Regions from separate parts of the Homo sapiens genome. Here region 1 is linked to region 2. A link is an interaction called in ENCODE POLR2A ChIA-PET data of the cell type or tissue named here. Cell type or tissue: GM12878. All regions are shown on one strand. Links, peaks and the distances in the headings refer to the core of each region. The heading gives the core; the rest is flanking DNA.

Region 1 (8,962 bases), core at 1,747-5,746, 410 kb after region 2:
TAGCAGGAAAGGCAGGCAGGATGTGGGAAGGGAACGGAAGGAAGTGATGCGGTTAGCCCTGTGATGACGGTGGGGTAAGCACCTTTGATTTGAAGGGCTCAAGAAAGTCCACACAGCAGCCAGATGGTCTTAACAGGAATCAAAGCACACGACTCTCTGGCTTAACCCAGGGGTATGAGGAGCCACTCATCAGCTTGTAATGTTTTGTTTTATAAAATGCCCTTTAAGTGTAAAAAGCAGCATACTTTCAATAAAACCAGTCCAAAGGAAGGAGCCATCATTTTCACCCACGGCTGTCTGTGCACGTCTCCTTTTAACTCTGAGCTCAGTGAACACTTGGGGAATTTGAAATTGTCCTCATGGGAACATCTACACCATAGAAGTCAGCAAACACTCTCGGTCAGACTCCACGTCCCCACTCCACAGCCAGTTGAGCACGTACCAGCACTCCATCGCTTAAACCCTTCCCCGAGCTTCAAACTGCAACGAAAGACAATCTGATTCTTCACTGTGGCCTTTGGGGTCACTTCTCCATGCTCAGTTGTTATGTCTCCCCCTTTCACCTACCGTGAACCAACTCACAAGCCTTACTTCTGCTCCTTGGACGCCCTCTTGGACAGCCTGTCCGCTCTGCCTGGATGTTCCTTCCCCAGATCTTGCCTGTCTTCTTCTCTTTCACGCCTCAGCTAAAGCGTCACCTCCCCAAGAAGCCTTCTCTGACTCCGTCTTTTTTTTTTTTTTTGTCACTGTTACATCATCCTATTTTCCTCACAGCACTTATCTCTCCTTCTTTTATACATATGTATATATTTATGTATAATATATATGTAAATATATATATATATATTTTTTTTAAGATATGGGGTCTTGCTGTGTTGCCCAGGCTGGAGTGCAGTGGTGCAATCAAGGCTCACTGCAGACTTGAACTCCTGGGCTCAAAGGATACTCCCACTTCAGCTGCCTGAGTAGCTGGGACTACAGGCATGCGCCACCACACCTGGCTACTGTTTCATTTTTTTTTGTAGAGACAGGGTCTTGCTACATTGCCCAGGCTGGTCCGGAACTCCTAGCCTGAAGCCATCCTCCACCTCAACCTCCCAGAACACTGGAATTCCAGGCATGAGCCACTGTGCCTGGCCTTTATCCCTCCTTAAAATCCTCATTTGTTTGCTTGATTGTTGTATGTTATGCTACAACATAAAACTTCCTTGAGTGTGGGGCCTTCAATTTCTCATTTCCTCCAAGCCCAGCTCAGTCCCTGGTACACACTAAACTCTCCGTCAATAGTTGCTGAATTGAATGAATAAATGGTGCAGATCCTCAAATATGATCATGGGCGAGTCAGCCTTCTGAGGTAAGCAGCGTGCCTCCATTTCTAAGTCAGTAATTTCAGAGAATATCCCACTTTTAGTGACTAAAACCCTCAAGGGAATACGTTTCTCTACTTAGCTCCTCCTGGGTGAAAGGGGCCAGAACAGCCCTGTAGAGGCTGAGCAATGAAAAGGGGCATTGCGTGCAAACCCAGTCCAGTAACTTCTCTGCTGAGTGACACTTCCAGGTGCCCTGTCAAAAACTACAGGTAGGCCGGGCACAGTGGCTCATGCGTGTAATCCCAACACTTCAGAAGGCCAAGGCAGGTGGATCACCTGAGGTCAGGAGTTCGAGACCAGCCTGGCCAACATGGCAAAATCCTGTCTCTACTAAAAATACAAAAATTAGCCAGGCATGGTGGTGCATGCCTGTAATCCCAGCTACTCAGAAGGCTGAGGCAGGAGAATTGCTTGAACCCGTGAGGCAGAGGTTACAGGAGGCGGAGGTTGCAGTGAGCCGAGATTATGCCACTGCACTCCAGCCTGGGTGATAAGAGATTCTGTCTCAAAACAAAACAAAACAAACTACAGGCAACCCCACCAATGGCAAGAGAAGTGCAGACTGAAATTCCATTCTTTAAAACTCTCAGATGAAAGAGAAAGAATTTGGTAACAGACTATGCTGGAAAATGTGTCGAAACATGAACTCTTGTACGTGGCTTGTGGGAGCTTAAACTGTACCACCTTTGGGGATCTCTATTAAAAATGCAAATACACATCCCCCTTGACCTAACAATTCTGCTTCTAGGAATTTATCCAACTGATTTATATTCACACAGGTGCAAAATTACAGGCGAGCAAGGTTATTATTGCAACAAAAGATGGGAAGCGACGTAAAAGTCCCTTGGTAAGGGGCTGGTTAAGCAAATTACGGCACATGCACAAAAGAGAAAAAAGAGAATGAGTAAGTTCTTTATTTGTATATTAGTACATGATCTTCAAGGAATGGTCTTTGAGATGTGTTAAATGAACAGCGGGTATATGCTATCATTGTGAAATGAAGGGCAAAGGGAGGAATGTGTGCTCACACCCCCTGCCACCCCCATGCTTGTACAGGCATGCCACAGAGATATGGAGGGATTTAGATCCAAACCACTGAGATAAAGCAACTCACATGCATTTTTTTTTGACTTCCCGGTGCATATAAAAGTTACATTTACAGGCCGGGCACTGTGGCTCACGCCTGTAATCCCAGCACTTTGGGAGGCCGAGGCAGGTGGATGACAAGGTCAGGAGTTCGAGACCATCATGGCCAACATGATGAAACCCTGTCTGTACTAAAAATACAAAAATTAGCTGGGCATGGTGGCAGGCGCCTGTAATCCCAGCTACTTGGGGAGGCTGAGGCAGAAGAATCGCTTGAACCCGGGAGGCGGAGGTTGCAGTGAGCCGAGATCTTACCACCGCACTCCAGCCTCGGCAACAGAGGGAGACTCCATCCCTCCACCGCCAAAAAAAAAAGTTACATTTACACTATACAACTGATTTATATTGTCTTTTTTTTTTTTTTTTTTTTTTTTTTTTAAAGACAGGGTCTCTATCTCCCAGGCCAGAGTGCAGTGGCACAATCAGCTCACTGCAACCTCCACCTCCCAGACTCAAGCGATCCTACTTCAGCCTCCCTAGTAGCTGGGACCACAGGCACACGCCACCACACCCAGCTAATTTCTGTATTTTTTTGCAGAAACGGGGCTGGTCTTGAACTCCTGGACTCAAGCAATCCTCTCGCCTCAGCCTCCCAAAGCCCTAGGGTTACAGGTATGAGCCACTGTGTCCAGCCTTATACTGTAACCTTTTAAGTGGAATAGCACTATCTAAAAAAATGTACATAGCATACGCCAAGAACACTTCTGGAAGACTAAGAAATTGGGGACCTGGTTGGCTCTGGGTAAGGGGTCGGGGGCTGAGGAGCAAGGGTGAGGGAAAGACTGCTGTGCTCTTTGAACGTGAACCATATGGTGAGTGTATCTCCTATCCAAAACTTACATTAAAACATTTTAAGCTAGGCCAGGCATGGTGGCTCATGCTTGTAATCCCAGCACTTTGGGAGGCTGAGACGGGGGGATCACTTGAGGCCAGCCATTCAAGACCAGCCTGGCCAACATGGTGAAACCCCATCTCTACTAAAAATACAAAAATTACCCGGGCATGGTGGTGGGCACCTGTAATCCCAGCTACTCAGGAGGCTGAGGCAGGAGAATCACTTGAACCCAGGAAGCAGAGGTTGCAGTTAGCCAAGATCGTGCCGCTGCATTCCAGCCTAGGCAACAGAGAAAGACTGTCTCAAAAATATATATATATATTTTTTAAAGCTATAAATTTGGCCCCAATTTAGGGTGCCAAAATCCCTTGGGAGACAGGAAATTCTTTATTTTGGTTTAGTTATATAAATAAGTCAGCAATTTTTTTTTTTTTTTTTTTTTTTTGAGACAGGGTCTCACTCTGTCACCCAGGCTGGAGTGCAGTGGCGTGATCTCTCAGCTCACTGCAACCTCTGCCTCCCGGGTTCAAGCGATCCTTCCACCTCAGCCTCCCGAGTAGCTGGAATTATGGGTGCAAGCCACCATGCCTGGCAAATTTTTCTATTTCTTATAGAGACAGGGTTTTGTCATGTTGCCCAGGCTGGTCTCGAACTTCTGGGCTCAAGCAATCCTCCCGCCTCGGCCTCCCAAAGTGTTGGGATCACAGGCATGAGCCACCGCGCCCAGCCCCTGGCAAAACTTTTTTACCCACTTTCTTCCCTATGGAAGATAAACTCGAGAGGAACAACTTCTAACTGACCTGCTGCTCTCCTCACTGACCTGCTGCTGGTGTCTCCAACTGTCGCTGCCTTCTTAATGCTGGCAAGCTCAGGGCTCAGCCTGAGACCTCACCTATGGTCACCTGCTTGGTGACACACCCTGGGCTCCAGCCTCTCTCCTGATCTTCTGACTCCTGAACTCCAGGCTCCTGTAACCAGCTGCTCCTTCCTCATCTTCACTCGAATTTGATCATCTCAAAGCCAACACATCTCCGTGCCACAGCGTACCTCATCCCTGAGGGCCTCCCGTTTTGTAAATGGCAATGCTACGCTTCCAGCTGTTCGGGTCCATAACCCTACGGTCATCCTCTCATCTCATGCCCCACGCGTCACTCGTCAGCAGATGCAGGAGCCCCATTTTCGTCTGTATCCAGAATCCAGTCATTTCTTGCTGCCTTGCCTGCGGCCATCCCTCCTCCCCACTCCCTTCCCTCACCTGGGTGACTGTTAGAGCCTGTGGATTGACTTCTCCACATTCTTCCCACAAGCCCGGCCACCGTGATCCGGTTAAAGCCTAACTCAGGCCACTCTTCTGTTAAGCTCCCAGAGCTTTCCCATCTCAGAGTAAAGTCCAGAGTGCTTGTGCCATACCATCAGGCCCTGTCCGAGTTTCCTCCTCCCTTGCCCTAGTCTCCTGCCACTCTCCTCCCGGGCTCCTGCAGTGGCGGCCACAGTCCCAGTACCCTCTGGCTCTGCCTCCGGTGCACCGAGCACAGGGCATTTGCACTTGCCGTTTCCCTCTGCCTGAAATTCTTCCAGACAACTACATCACTTGCCTCCCCACTTCCTTCAGGCCTTTACTCAAACAGCACCTTCTCTGAGAGGTGTTCCTCGCCCCTCTATCTACAGCGGCAAGCCTCCCGCCCTCGGCCTCCTTCTCTCTGCCTACCTCATGCCAACACTCCCTCTCCCGCTGGTTCCCTAGCCCTTCTTGCCATGCAGCAAACAGTGTGCTTTACTTATTGTGTATATTATCTGGAAAGGGCACTCCACGAGGGCAGGAATGCTCACAGCTGTCCTAGCATCTGGAGCAATGCACCTAGCGGGTGCTGAATGAATATCTGTGGAATGAGTGAGTCCTCTGCTCGGCTCCTGGTCGGTGGCTGCTGGCCTGCCTGTGTCCGTGCTCCACAGTGGACCGGCCCCTCCTCGGGGGCTTCTCTGACAGGCGCACACTGCAGGCCTGGGAATCACACCTGGCATGGGCTACCGCCCTGACTGCACTCCCCAGGCAGAGTCCTAATGTCTGCTCTGCCTTTGGAGCTGCTCTGAAGTTACCCTGGAGCACGGACCAGATGTCCAGATACCCACGGAGGCCAGACAGGGCACAGAAATGAGGGACTCGGGCCAGGCCAGGGAAGGTACAGGCCCAGCCCGAGGGACGGCCACTGCTCAGCTCTGGTCAGTGGGTACCAGGCATGGATGTGTTTTACAGTCATTAAAAGTCTTTGGTTTTTCCAGGGAAAGTGGAAATCTGGATTTTTTAAAAAATGGCATGGCTGGGCGCCATGGCTCATGCCTGTAATCCCAATGCTTCCGGAGGCTAAGACGAGAGAACTGCTTGAGCCAGGAGTCTGAGGCTAGCCTGGGCGGTATACTGAGACCCTGTCTCTACATATCATTTTTTAAAAGTTAGTTGCATGTGGCGGCGCATGCCAGTGGTACCAGCTACTCAGGAGGCTGAGGTGGGAGGAATACTTGAGCCCAGGCAGTTGAGACTGCAGTGAGCTGTGATTGTGCCACTGCACTCTAGCCTGGGTGACAGAGCTAGACTCCATCTTATAAATAAATAGATAAATAAGCCAGGCATGGTGGCTGACACCTATAATCCCAGCACTTTGGGAGGCTGAGGCAGGCAGATCACTTGAGGTCAGGAGTTTGAGACCAGCCTAGCCAACGCAGCAAAACCCCATCTCTACTGAAAATGCAAAAATTAGCTGGGTGTGGTGGTACATGCCTGTAATCCCAGCTACTAAAGAGACTAAAGCATGAGAATCACTTGAACCCGGGAGGCGGAGGTTGCAGTGAACTGAGATCGTGCCACTGCATTTCAGCCTGGCGGACACAGTGAAATGGTGTCTCAATAAATAAATAGACAATTAAATGGCTCTTAACTTTTAAAAGCAGAAGACTTAAACATTCTCAACATGAATATATATACCTACTATATATCCACAAAATTTCTGTTAAATGAAGTTAGAAAAATTTTCAACACTGAGAGTTTAATAAACGATGTACATCTTCAAGGTCTTTAGTCTGTGGCATCTGTATAGACCTTGACCAGAAAGCTGAAACCTTCCGACTGGGTGAAGGGGAGATGTCCTGTGATAGACTTTATCTGCAGTGTAACTTGGTAGCAAAAATTCTATTTTATTATATTCCATAGTTTTCTTTTTTTTTTCTCTGAGATGTAGTCTCGCTCTGTTGCCCAGGCTAGAGTGCAGTGGCATGGTTTCAGTTCACTGCAACCTCCACTTCCTGGGTTCTAGCCATTCTTCTCCTGCCTCAGCCTCCCGAGTAGTTGGGACTACAGGCACCCACTGCCACGCCCGGCTAATTTTTGTATTTTTAGTAGAGATGGGGTTTCACCATGTTGGTCAGGCTGGTCTCAAACTCCTGACCTTAGGTGATCCACCCGCCTTGGCCTCCTAAAGTGCTGGGATTGCAAGTGTGAGCCACTGCACCCAGCCTCTCCCATAGTTTTCTAAGGAGGGTGGGTCCCGGGAGAATCTTGTTCATGGAGCTCAGGACCACCTTCTTTGTTGCATGGCCTTCAATGGCCTTTTCTCTGCTTGAAGAAAATGTGAATGAGTCCATGTAGGGAGGCAGGCTTGGAAGACCCAGACTGAGTTTTAGTGCTTTTGTGGAAAGGAACAAAACTTAGGGAGAAGGTTGGGAGGCAGGTGGATGATGGGTTGGGGATGCAGGAGGGAAGAGAGACTGAGAATGAGAGAGGTGAAATGGAGTTTTTTATTTACCAAGAACTGCAGGGTGTTCAGCGTCAACCCCTCCCTTGCTCTTCATACAAAATCTTCAGTAAAATATATGCAGTTGACTCAATGTTTGTCCCAGTGGAATTCACCTTGCGGGGAACTCGAGTGAGGAGGGAAGGCAACCACTGACATGAGCCATTGTGGCAAAAATTAGTTTTAAATACTGATCAGAAGTTAGTAGCACTGACCCAGCAATTCCACTCCTGGACATATATCCAGAATTGACAACAAGTGTTCAAACAAAAACGTGTACCGAATGTTCACAGTAGCCCTATTCACAAGAGCCAAAGGTGGAAAGCACCTAAATGCCCATGAACAAATCAATGGCTAAACAAAGTGATAGACAGTCGTGCCTTGGTATAAGTGAGGGGTTGGGTCCAGGACCCCTAAGTTTACCAAAATCTGTGCATACTCAAGTTCTGCAGTTGGCCCTGAGGAACTTCATAAGAAAAGTTAGCCCTCCATATATATAGGTTTCACATCCCACAAATACTGTATTTTTGATCTGCATTTGGTTAAAAAATATCTGTGTATAAGTGGACCCTCACAGTTCAAACCCACGTTGTTCAAGGGCCAACTGTATTTCTACAATAGAATATTATTTGGCCATAGAAAGGAATGAGATTCTGATACAGGCTACACGTGGATGAACCCTGAAAATATCATGCTAAGCACAAGAAGTCACAAAAGACCACCTATCATGATTCTGTTTCTCTGAAATGTCCAGAGTGGGCAAGTCTATAGAAACAGAAAGTCAATTCATGGTTGCTTATGGTTGGGTGGCGGCCTATAGGGGTAGTAGCTAGCTACAGGTAAGTGATTTCTTTTTGAGGTCATGAAAATGTTCTAAAATTGACTGTGGTGATGGTTGCACTACTCTGTGAATATACAAAAGTCCATGCATTATACACTAAATAGGAAAATTGGCCGGGCACCGTGGCTCATGCCTATAATCCCAGGACTTTGGGAGGCTGAGGAGGGTGGGTCACTTGAAGCCAAGAGTTGGAGACCAGTCTGGGCAACATGGCAAAACCCCATTTCTACTAAAAATACAAAAATTAGCCAGGGGTGGTGGCACACGCCTGTAATCCCAGCTACTGGGGAGGCTGAGGCAGGAGAAGTGCTTGAACCCAGGAGGTGGAGGTTGCAGTGAGCTGAGATTGCACCACTGCACTCCAGCCTGGGTGACAGAGCGAGACCCCATCTCAAAAAAAAAAAAAAATTGTGTGGTATGTGAATTATATCTCAATAAAGCTGTTTAAAAATGTCAAAGTTGGTGACACACCCATGGGTAATTCACAAAACACCACGTGCCATGGCATGCCCACTGGAAACCACAGCCTGAGACACGCTCAGGTGCAGGGAGGGCCTGGACTAGAAGCTTTCAGAAAGGACTCTCTCCCTGACCAGGATTCAGCTCCAACTCTGGGATCCCGTGGATGGAACAACAGCCTCTTCAGCTGTGCCAAAGCAAGGAAGGGACAAGAGGAGAGAAGTCCCCAACACCCTCTCCCAGCCAAACAGCCAAGAAGGCCTCATCTCAGCCTTCCACAGCCGCTGCGTGCATGCTGTATTTTATAAACTCACGTCAGCACCCAAGACAACATGTGCGTGCTTAGAATTAAGTCCTTTTTAATACTAGAGATGGGGGGAACAGAAATCAGCCAAGAGGAGGAAGAGGAGGGACTTGAGTGTTCCCTGTGTGGGAGTGTTCCCGGTGGCTCAAGCCTGTAATCCCAGCACTTTGGGAGGCCAAGGTGGGTGTATCATCTGAGGTCAGGAGCTTGAGACCAGCCTGG
Region 2 (10,872 bases), core at 3,894-7,893:
TTCATTGCAAAAGATACATACACAAAGGAAAGATGGCATCAAAACTTCTGAGCTCCAGGGCACTGGTTGACCAAATTATGGAATACAAGAAAATCATTTTTAAAAAATGAGAAGACTGTGAAATGAATTAGAATGACTTCGAATGAGAAAATTAAGTTGTAGAATAAGAGTACACTACCACACACACAAAAAGGCATCTTTACAATATGTAGTCACCCTCACCATCTAGAAATTCTATTTTGCATCTGTTTATTGATAAAATTTTCAACAGCCTGGGCAATATAGCGAGACCCTGTCTCTAAAAAAATAAATGTAGGCCAGGCGTGGTGGCTCACACTTGTAATCCCAGCATTTTGGGAGGCCTGTAATCCCAGCACTTCGGGAGGCCAAGGCGGGTGGATCGTCTGAGGTCAGGAGTTCAAGACCAGCCTGACCAATATGGCGAAACCCCGTCTCTACTAAAAATACACAAATTAGCTGGGTGTGGTGGTGTGCGCCTGTAGTCCCAGCTACTCAGGAGGCTGAGGCAAGAGAATTGCTTGAACCCGGGAGGTGGAGGTTGCAGTGAGCCGAGATTGCACCACTGCACTCCAGCCTGGGCAACAGAGTGACACTCCATCTCAAAATAAAATAAAATAAAATAAAATAAAATAAATAAAATAAAATAAAATAAAATATAAAATAAAATTAAAAAATTTAGCCAGGCGTGGTGGCACATGCCTGTAGTTCCAGTTACTTGGGAAGCTGAGACAGGAGGATCATTTGAGCCCAGGAGGTGAAGCTGCAGTGAGCCATGATGGCACCACTGCACTGCAGCCTGGACGACACAGCGAGACCCCATCTAAAAAAATTTTAATAAAAATAAATAAATATAATTGGCACATTGTTACCTGAGCATGGGCATGACAAGTTCATTTATTTATCAAACCTTTATTGAGTACCTACTGTAGGCCAGGTATGGTCACAGCAGTGAGGACGTAGCAATGAACAAACAGAAATTCTTATCCCCTGAAGCTTATTTTCTAATGGAGAGAGAGTAAACAAAAAAATAAGTAAAACACTGTATATCATGTGGTGCTAAGTGACAGGGAGAAAAACAAAGCAGGGGATACAATAGGGAGGGAGGGGTGAAGGGAGAGGACTACAATAAAAGAAGGCATCATTGAGAAGGTAGCACCTGAACCAAGTCTTGAAGGAGTGGAGATTATAAAGTTGGAGCCTTTCAAATAAAGTCATAAACTTTCCTTGTGGTATAATTTGAGGGTAAGACCTTTTTATCTCCAAAATGTTCTTTTTACCCACTTATTGTGATCTCTAAAATTTTATTATTAGCAATACCCACTTTTAGGTTAAAATGCTAAAGTAGAAATATGCAGATATCAGGCCAAGCACAGTGGCTCATGCCTGTAGTCCCAGCACTTTGGGAGGTTGAAGTGGGTGGATCACTTGAGCTCATGAGTTTGAGACCAGCCTGGGCAACATGTTGAAACCCCATCTCTACAAAAAATACAAAAAAATTTAGCCAGGTGCGGTGGTGTGCACCTATAGTCCCACCTACTGAGGAGGCTGAGGCAGGAGGATCACTTGAGCCCAGGAGGTGGAGGCTGCAGTGAGCTATGATTGCACCAGTGCACTCCAGCCTGGATAACAGAGTGAGATCCTGTCTCAAAAAATATAGATAGATAGATAGATAGATAGATAGATAGATAGATAGATAGATAGATGCAGATATCAATTATTAAAACCTCTGTGTGGGGCCGGGCGCGGTGGCTCACTCCTGTAATCCCAGCTCTTTGGGAGACCAAGGCGGGCAGATCACCTGAGATCAGGAGTTTGAGATCAGCCTGGCCAACATGGTGAAACCCTGTCTCTACTAAAAATACAAAAATTAGCCAGGCATGGTGGTGGGTGCCTGTAATCCCAGCTACTTGGGAAGCTGAGGCAGGAGAATCACTTGAACCCCAGAGGCGGAGGTTGCAGTGAGCTGAGATCGATCCATTGCACCGAGATCGATCCATTGCACTCCAGCCTGGGCAATAAGAGCAAAACTGTTTCAAAAATAAAATAAAATAAAATAAAATAAAGTAATGAAACCTCTGTGTGAATATCTGATACTTTGGTAAGTTTTCATGAGGAAAGAGAGTAAGATGATTGAAGGAGAGGGGGTGTATCTGGGGATAACTGATCTTGGGATGTGCAGGGAGGAATAATGAGATGAGAGTCTGGATTGCCACTGCTGGAAAGCAGGGATCGAGCAGCTCCTTAAGAATGGTTCCTATCTCTCATGCCATGCCCGGTTGCCCTGTCCTGGGGATAATCCTGGGGCTCTCAGCCAGTTTCTCCTAATCCCAGTGCTAACTGAGGTGCATGGGGGCACAGGAAAAAGGCTGCTGTGTGGTTTAGTGACACGTCTCCTGAGGGGCAGGGGTGTTTGGAGTTGTGCTACAGATAGTAGTATAAACAGGGACACCCAGAAAGCAATTTTGGGACTCGTAGTCCAGCTAGTTTGTAGTTAATTTAACAGCCCTCAGAAAAATAAACAATTCAGGAAACACTGAAAGTTTCCTTCATAATCAATGCAAGAAAGCAGCATTTTTTTTTTCTCCTACCTCAGCCTCCCATATAGCTGGGACTACAGGCGTGCGCCACCATGCCCAGGCTAATTTTTTGTATTTCTAGTAGAGACAGGGTTTCACCATGTTGGCCAGGCTAGTCTCCAACTCCTGACCTCAGGTGATCCACCTGCCTTGGCCTCCCAAAGTGCTGGGATTACGGGTGTGAGCCACAGCGCCCGTCCTAAGATCAGAATATTTTGCCTAAAAATTTGGATTCCCAGTTTCTTTTTTTTTTTTTTTTTTTTTTTTTGAGATGGAGTCTCGCTCCGTCACCCAGGCTGGAGTGCAGTGGCGTGATCTCGGCTCACTGCAAGCTCCGCCTCCCGTATTCACACCATTCTCCTGCCTCAGCCTCCCGAGTAGCTGGGACTACAGGCGCCCGCCACCACGCCCGGCTAATTTTTTGTATTTTTAGTAGAGACGGGGTTTCACCATTTTAGCCAGGATGGTCTCGATCTCCTGATCTCATGATCCGCCCGCCTCGGCCTCCCAAAGTGCTGGGATTACAGGCGTGAGCCACTGCGCCCGGCCTGGATTCCCAGTTTCTATTGAAGAACGAGAAATTCTAGCAACATTGAACTCTTATACCCAATAGATAATAATCCCAGGAGCCGAGTAAAGCTATGCACTCTCCAGTTTGTCATCCCCAGCAGTCCCTATTGCCTCATTTCCTAGCTTGTGCCCATTACTGTCTGGTCCCGGTAGGCATTTGAGTTTGTGACCGGTGGTTTAAAGCTTATGTCTATAGAAGTATTTTTGAGAACTGAACTTACAGGAACAAAGATAAACCTAAAATAGAGAAGACAATCCAGTTTCAAACGATGAGGTGAATGCCTTCAGAAATAATCTGCTTTCTTGGCTGGGTGCAGTGCCTCATGCCTGTAATGTAATCCCAGTGCTTTGGGAGGCTGAGGCCAGATGATCAACTGAGCCCAGGAGTTCAAAACCAGCCTGGGCAACATAGTGAGACTCTGTCTCTATTAAAAACTTTAAAAAATATATTTTAAAAAGTAATGCTGCTTTCATGGGCTGGCACCGTAGCTCACGCCTGTAATCCCAGCACTTTGGGAGGCCAAGGTGGATGGATCACCTGATGTCAGGAGTTTGCAACCAGCCTGGCCAACATGGTGAAACCCTGTCTCTTCCAGAAATGCAGAAAAATTAGCCAGGCGTGCTGGTGTGCACCTGTAGTTCCAGCTAGTTGGAGGCTGAGGCAGGAGAATCGCTTGAACCTGGGAGGCGGAGGTTGCAGTGAGTCAAGACTGAGCAACTGCACTCCAGCCTGGGTGATGGTGAGACTCCATCTCAAAAAATAAAAATGTTAATAAAAATTTTTTTAAAACCAAAATATTCTGATTTTGAGATGCTGGCAACTGATTCAAGATAGTTAAAGACACGGTGTGGGCCAGTGTGTGATCTCTGACATAAACAGGTAATCTGGGTGCAGCATGGAACATGATAAGAAAGTAGGCAAAGGAAGGACATCTGGTCAACCTGACAGTTTGAGAAGGTACATTTTTTGGGGAGTTGACCTTTTCCAAGTTGACCCCTTTGCCAAGGTTCTGCCCCACCTATTTAACCAATAGATTATTGTGGAGTAATGTCTGAGTAGTCCTGGCAGAATGGAAGAAAATGCTGAAGTGAGACTCATAGGCCTGGGTTCTAATGTTGGTTGTCCCACAAACTCACTGTGCAACCTCAGATAAATCCCTCAGCCACTCCAGCTTTAATTTTCTCATCTGCAGAATGAGGGGGCTGGACTTACAGATTTTCAGCATGTGCCCCACCAAGCGCAAGACATCTTCAGAGATGCCTGGGAGAGCTGGGGAGGGTCGGGGAATCCCAGGGCTTGCAGGAGGGCAGCTGAGCCTTTGTTCCATTTTCTCTTTGGGGTTTCCACTTTTCTGTTTTACATCTCAGGGTTCTTCTGCCAAAAAAGAAAAAAAGTCTTTTTCAAGAAAGAATTTCCTCACTTTAAAAATGTTTGAAAATCTTTGGATTCATTGATCAGCTCTAGTATACGGTTATTAGCAGAGGTTTGCAAATTCTTTGAGGCCTGTAGTTCATCTGAATGTTTAGTCTTTTCTCCATTTGCCTCATGTGCTTTTCTGCTTACACTTACCACTAGCTCCAACCCCAGGCTGATGAAATGAACAAGTAGCCAACGAATACCATGGGAAGATTCTGACTCATTATCCAGTTCAATAGCTTGTATTGGGGAATTTTCTTTTTTGTTTTGGTGAACATATATGTTCTTATTTCTGATATTATATTGTTCATAGGAATGTAGTCATATTTGCTACTAAAAAACGTTCATATGGTTTGATACCACATTTCAGCATTTCACAATGATCTGCAACTTCCAAATGCTCTGCCACTAGAACAAGTCTGAAAATCACTCAACTGGCCTTAAAAAAATTAGCTATAATTTGTTGACAACTTAATATGCGATGACTTTATATGTATCATCTCTAAGATTCAGATTATTATCCCTGCAGAGAAGATATCTTTGTCTGTGTCTTACTGATAAATAAGGAAACTAAGTCTAGGTGAGGTTAAAAACTTGTCTTGAACACACAGGATTCCAGCTTGTATCAGTGCCAGCATATTCTCAACCAGACAACCTCTAAATTTGCTTCTCGATTTGAGAAATCAGGCAACAGCAGGTCTTTCTTCTGTTTTAAGCTGTCCTAAAATCACCTGCAAAACTGCTTTCAACTTTCAACTTTCCAGATCCTCTTATCTACTGAAGATTCCTTGAATGGTAGCTTGTTAACTCACAACTGTTCAAGTTTGTTGCCCTAATCTTAACTGATAAGAGGGCCCCTGAATTTAAGTAGTCCCTTCCATGCCCTGGGTTGTTTCAGTGGAAATGAAAGAACTTGAGATCTAGGGGTGAAAACAGACTTTGGGGAAGAAATAAGTGGGTTTTTCAATGTTATTCCTGGACTTGGCTGAGCTGAGCTTCTCTCCTGCTGCAAAGGAAATTACTTTCCCTGTTTGTTGATCTACCTGTTGTTCTAAGTGTAACGTGTTCAGTTTCTCTGGTGGTAGATATATGCCAAGCATGTGTCACAAAGTAAGTATTATGGGCCATTCTTTTTGTTTAGCACTTTGCAGGGCACATGGTATATCCTAAGTCAATATTTTTAATTCCTATAACTGGATTTTTTTTTCCTTAAAGTTCACTAACAAGACAAAAGACCAGTACTTTTTATTTGCACAATGTAGTATTTTTGGAGAATGCTTATGAATATTATCTATAAGAAACAGCAACAAGGCCAGGCATAGTGGCTCACACCTATAATCCCAGCACTTTGTGAGGCCAAGGCAGGAGGGTCACTTGAGTACAGGAGTTCAAGAGCAGCCTCAGCAACATGGTGAGAGACCCCATCTCTACAAAAATAAAAATAAGCTGGGTGTGGTGTCTCACGCCTGTAGTTCTAGGCTAAGGCAGGAGGATTGCCTGAGTCTAGGAGGTCAAGGCTGCAGTGAACTATGATGGCACCACTGCACTCCAGCCTAGGTGACAGAGCGAGACCCTCTAAAGACAAAACAAAACAAATTAAAATTAAAAATAAATTATGTGTGCTTGGTGGTGTGTGACTAGTCTCAGCTACGTTTGGGAGGCTGAGGCATGAGGATCACTTGAGCCTGGGAGGCCGAGTTTGCAGTGAGCCATGATTGTACCACTGCAATCCAGCTTAGGTGACAGAGCGAGACCTTGTCTCAGAATAAATAAATAAAGAACGTCAATGTGAGGCAGGCAGCATAGATGTTATGAGTCTTATTTCACAGACAAGAAAAAATTGCTAATCACTCATTCAGTTGGTTAGTAGTAAGCCTGGACTACAACTCAGATATTTCCACTTTCAATCCTGTGTTCTCTCTGTTTTACAAGAATCTTGGCACTTTTTTTTTTTTTTTTTTTTGAGATGGAGTCTCGCTCTCCTGGGCTCAAGCAATTCTCCTGCCTCAGCCTCCCGAGTAGCTGGGACCACAGGTACATGCTACCACGCCCAGCTAATTTTTGTATTTTTAGTAGAGACGGGGTTTCACCATGTTGGCCAGGATAGTCTCAATCTCTTGACGTCATGATGCACCCGCCTCAGCCCCGCAAAGTGCTGGGATTACAGGTGTGAGCCACTGCGCCCAGTCGAGTCTTGGCATTTTTAACTGGAGGAGGAGAGTGGTTTCCAGTTGACTTCCAGGATGAGCCTAGTTTTTTTGTTCTTTTTCTGTTTTGTTTTGTTTTACAGAGACAGGGTCTTATTCTGTCATTCTAAAAAAAAATCTGGAGTGTAGCGGCACGATTGTAGCTCACTGCAGCCTCAAACTGAACTCCTAGGCGTAAGCGATTCTCTCACCTCAGCCTCCTGAGTAGCTAGGACTACAGCATGCACCACCACGCCTGGCTATGTATGTATGTATTTATTTAGAGATAGGAGTCTTGATTTGTTGCACAGGCTGGTCTTGGACTCCTGGCCTCACCTCCCACCTTGGCTTCCCAAAATCCTGGGATTATAGGTGTGAGCCACCACACCCAACCTTTATTAACATATGATGATGATTTTGAGGAAAAGGGTTATTAATTATTGCTTGAGAAAAAAATCAATAACTACTGTTTTTTCTTTAAAAAAAAAAAAAGAGGTTCCAATTGTAAGCAAGGCCTTAAAGTTTAGAGTTTGCCATAACAAAAACATATGAACAAGCATTTTTGAACCCACCACTATTTGGTCTAATTTCTTCCATGAAGAGGATGGAATCTGACCATCTCACTCTTCTGTGAGCATCATTATTATTGTTATTATTATTATTATTTTGAGATGGAGTCTCGCTCTGTTGCCCAGGCTGGAGTGCAGTGGCACGATCTTGGCTCACTGCAACCTCTGCCTCCCAGGTTCAAGTGATTCTTCTGCCTCAGCCTCCCGAGTGGCTGGGATTACAGGCCCATGCTACCACACCTGGCTAATTTTTGTATTTTTAGTAGAGACGAGGTTTTGCCGTATTGGCCAGGCTGGTCTCTAACTCCTGACCTCAAGTGATCCACCTGCCTTGGCCTCCCAAAGTGCTGGGATTACAGGCGTGAGCCACTGCGCCTGGCCAGCATTATTTTTTATTATTTTTTATTTATTTATTTATTTTTATTTTTTGAGACGGAGTCTCGCTCTGTCACCCAGGCTGGAGTGCAGTGGCGCAATCTCGGCTCACTGCAAGCTCCGCCTCGCGGGTTCACGCCATTCTCCTGTCTCAGCCTCGCGAGTAGCTGGGACTACAGGCGCCTGCCACCACGTCTGGCTAATTTTTTGTATTTTTAGTAGAGACGGGGTTTCACCGTGTTAGCCAGGATGGTCTCGATCTCCTGACCTCGTGATCCGCCCGCCTCGGCCTCCCAAAGTGCTGGGATTACAGGCGTGAGCCACCGTGCCAGGCCAGCATTATTTTTTTATTTGCTTTGTAGCACAAGTATTTGATTGATTGATTGATTGATTGATTGCCTCTTACTTCTACAGCTAAATGAAGGGATTTGTTGATGACTTTCTTCCAAGAAAGAAAAGAGAAGTGTGCTGCAGTTTTCTTTCTCCCTTTAGTTTGAGGTTTTCAGGACAGGTGTTAACAGATTAACTTAGGTTACTTGAATGCCTCTTTTCTTTCCTGAGAGGTTGATTTTTCATCTGGTTTGTGCCTAAGGCTGCCTCTTGTGATAATGAGGCAAATGTTTATAGCAGCCTAGAGAATGATCCGAAGAACAGCTTGGGATGCTGTCAACCTAGATGACCTAAGAAGGACTCACCCAGATAATAAGAACATGGGTAGCCAGGTAATTATTCAGTTCTGTGTCACTCAGAGCAGTACTTTTCCATGTTGGTTGCACAAGTAATTACAAAAAGAGCTTTTAAAACGTAATGCTTCCATACTGACCCATCACCCCTAAGTCTGAGCAGGGTCTGAGCAAAGATAATTTTTAAGTTTCCTGGGAGATTCTATGAGGTTGGTGAATCTCCTAATCTTATTCTATTAGGTTCTATTATTTTGCCAGTAATGGCCAAAATCGCAATTACTTTTGCACCAACCTAAAAATATGGAGCTGGGCTTCAGAACCTCTAATAAAGGCTTCCAGTGTCCTGTTCAAAACCAGGTCGGATAACTCCAAATGGCAGCCGGTTTTTCTGCCAGAACAATATGGGTATGTTGAGTGATCGGTTTGTTTTGTGTAAGATACACATTTATTCAGCACCTGTGTTCTAGGTGCTGAGAGTTTTTCGAGGAACAAGACAGAACCTGCTTATGCCTTAAGATGCTTTCTTTTTTAGTGGATGGAGACAAAAAGTAAATATATAAACAGGACTGCGGTTAAGTGTTAGGAAGGAAATAAACTAGGAAATTAGGAGTCAAAGAAGGCCTCTAATATGAGGAATTATTTTTGCAAGACTTGAAGAGGAAGAAGGAGCAGCTGTACCTAGAGCCAGTGGTAAGGCAGAGGGAAGAGAAGGTGAAAAGGTTCCGAGACAAGGAGGGTGTGTTTGAGGAACAGACTCCAGGTGCTTTCAGTTATCTAGAAAGAGGAGCGGCAGATCATAAGCAAATACCAGCCTGACATTTTCTTTTTGCTTTTTTTCTTTTTGAGACAGAGTCTCACTCTGTTGCCTGGGCTGGAGTGCAGTGGTGCGATCTCACCTCACTGCAGCCTCCACTTCATGGGTTTAAGCAGTTCTCCTGCCTGAGCCTCCCGAGCAGCTGAGATTACAGGCGCATGCCACTACATCCGGCTAATTTTTGTATTTTTAGTGGAGAAAGGGTTTCACCGTGCTGGCCAGGCTGGTCTCAACCTCCTAACCTAAAGTGATCTCCCCACCTTGGCCTCCCAAAGTGCTGGGATTATAGGCGTGAGCCACCATGCCTGGCCTGACATTTCTTATAGTTTGTACAAATCACTCAGTATGTTCTTGCCAAATAGTACACACTCTGCAAGAGAAACACAAAGAGAAGCATCCTCCAGGAGCCAGGATAAGGTGTGCTGGATAGAGAGGGTTCTGCTTTGCTAGTCAATAATTATTGATTATAAGGAAAAAGTTAGGCAGTCCCAGTCAAAATGGCGATTGTTAAAAAGACAAGAAACAACAGATGCTGGTGAGGCTGTGGAGAGATAGGAACGTTTTTACACTGTTGGTGGGAATGTAAATTAGTTCTACCATTGTGGAAGAGGATGTGGTGATTCCTCAAAGACATAGAACCAGAAATACCATTTGACCCAGTAATCCCATTACTGAGTATATACCCAAAGGAATATAAATCATTCTATTATAAAGATATATGCACAGGTAGGTTCATTACAGCATTATTCACAATAGCAAAGACATGGAATCAACGAAAATGCCCACCAATGATAGACTGGATAAAAAAGTGTGGTACATTTAAACCATGGAATGCTATGCAGCCATAAAAAGGAACAAGATCATGTCTTTTGCAGGGACATGGATGGAGCTGGAAGCCTTTATCCTGAGCAAACTAACTCAGGAACAGAAAACCAAATACCACATGTTCTTACTCATAAGTGGGAGCTGAACAATGAGAACACATGGACACAGGGAGAGGAACATCACACACTGGGGTCTGTTGGGGAGTGGCAAGGGGGAAGGGAAAGCATCAAGAAAAATAGCTAATGCATGCTGGGATTCATACTTAGGTGATGGGTCGATAGGTGTAGCAAACCACCATGGCACACGTTTACCTATGTAACAAACCTGTACATCCTGCACATGTACCCCAGAACTTAAAATTTTTAAAAAAATTAAAAAAAAATTTAGGAAGTCCTGTATGACACCATGATAAACAATGCAAAGGAAAAAATTCAATTATATATTTGATATTCAGAGGATTTGTGCTAATCCCTTAGTCTTAGAATACAGACTATTCATGTGGCGATAGCCACAGACATTCAGTTCTCTGACGTAATATATATATATATATATATTTTTGGAAACAGAATCTCACTCTGTTGCCTAGGCTGTAGTACAATGGCATGATCTTGGCTCACTGCAACCTCTGCCTCCTGGGTTCAAGTGATTCTCTTGCCTCAGCCTCCCAAGTAGCTGGAATTACAGGCACCCACCACCATACCCAGCTAATTTTTTGTATTTTTAGTAGAGAAGGGGTTTCACCATATTGGCCAGGCTGGTCTCGAACTCCCGACCTCAGGTAATCTACCTGCCTTGGCCTCCCAAGGTGCTGGGATTACAGATGTAAGCCATTGCAC

The links. ChIA-PET counts read pairs that join two places held together with the same protein. Peaks named below come from ENCODE experiments on the same cell type or tissue, not always from the same donor. Only the 100,000 strongest peaks of a DNase experiment are listed, where the experiment ranks them.
Region 1: POLR2A ChIA-PET joins it to region 2 with 5 read pairs; 3 of 35 experiments call an interaction of 5 or more read pairs at or near these places.

Annotation. Positions count from the first base shown.
Region 1 is chr16:53,518,870-53,527,831 of GRCh38, forward strand. It overlaps LOC105371268 (a long non-coding RNA gene), which reads right to left and starts at 688. Exons shown (of 2, transcript XR_001752188.2): 1 at 568-688. RefSeq lists an enhancer at 322-431. In GM12878, for the core only: no CTCF peak of the experiment used is centred there; no DNase peak of the experiment used is centred there.
Region 2 is chr16:53,106,838-53,117,709 of GRCh38, forward strand. All of the region lies in intron 1 of CHD9 (chromodomain helicase DNA binding protein 9), which reads left to right. Among named protein-coding and RNA genes, the nearest start is that of CHD9, 57 kb to the left of the region's middle. RefSeq lists an enhancer at 4,476-4,545. In GM12878, for the core only: no CTCF peak of the experiment used is centred there; no DNase peak of the experiment used is centred there; H3K27ac peaks cover 2,164 bases.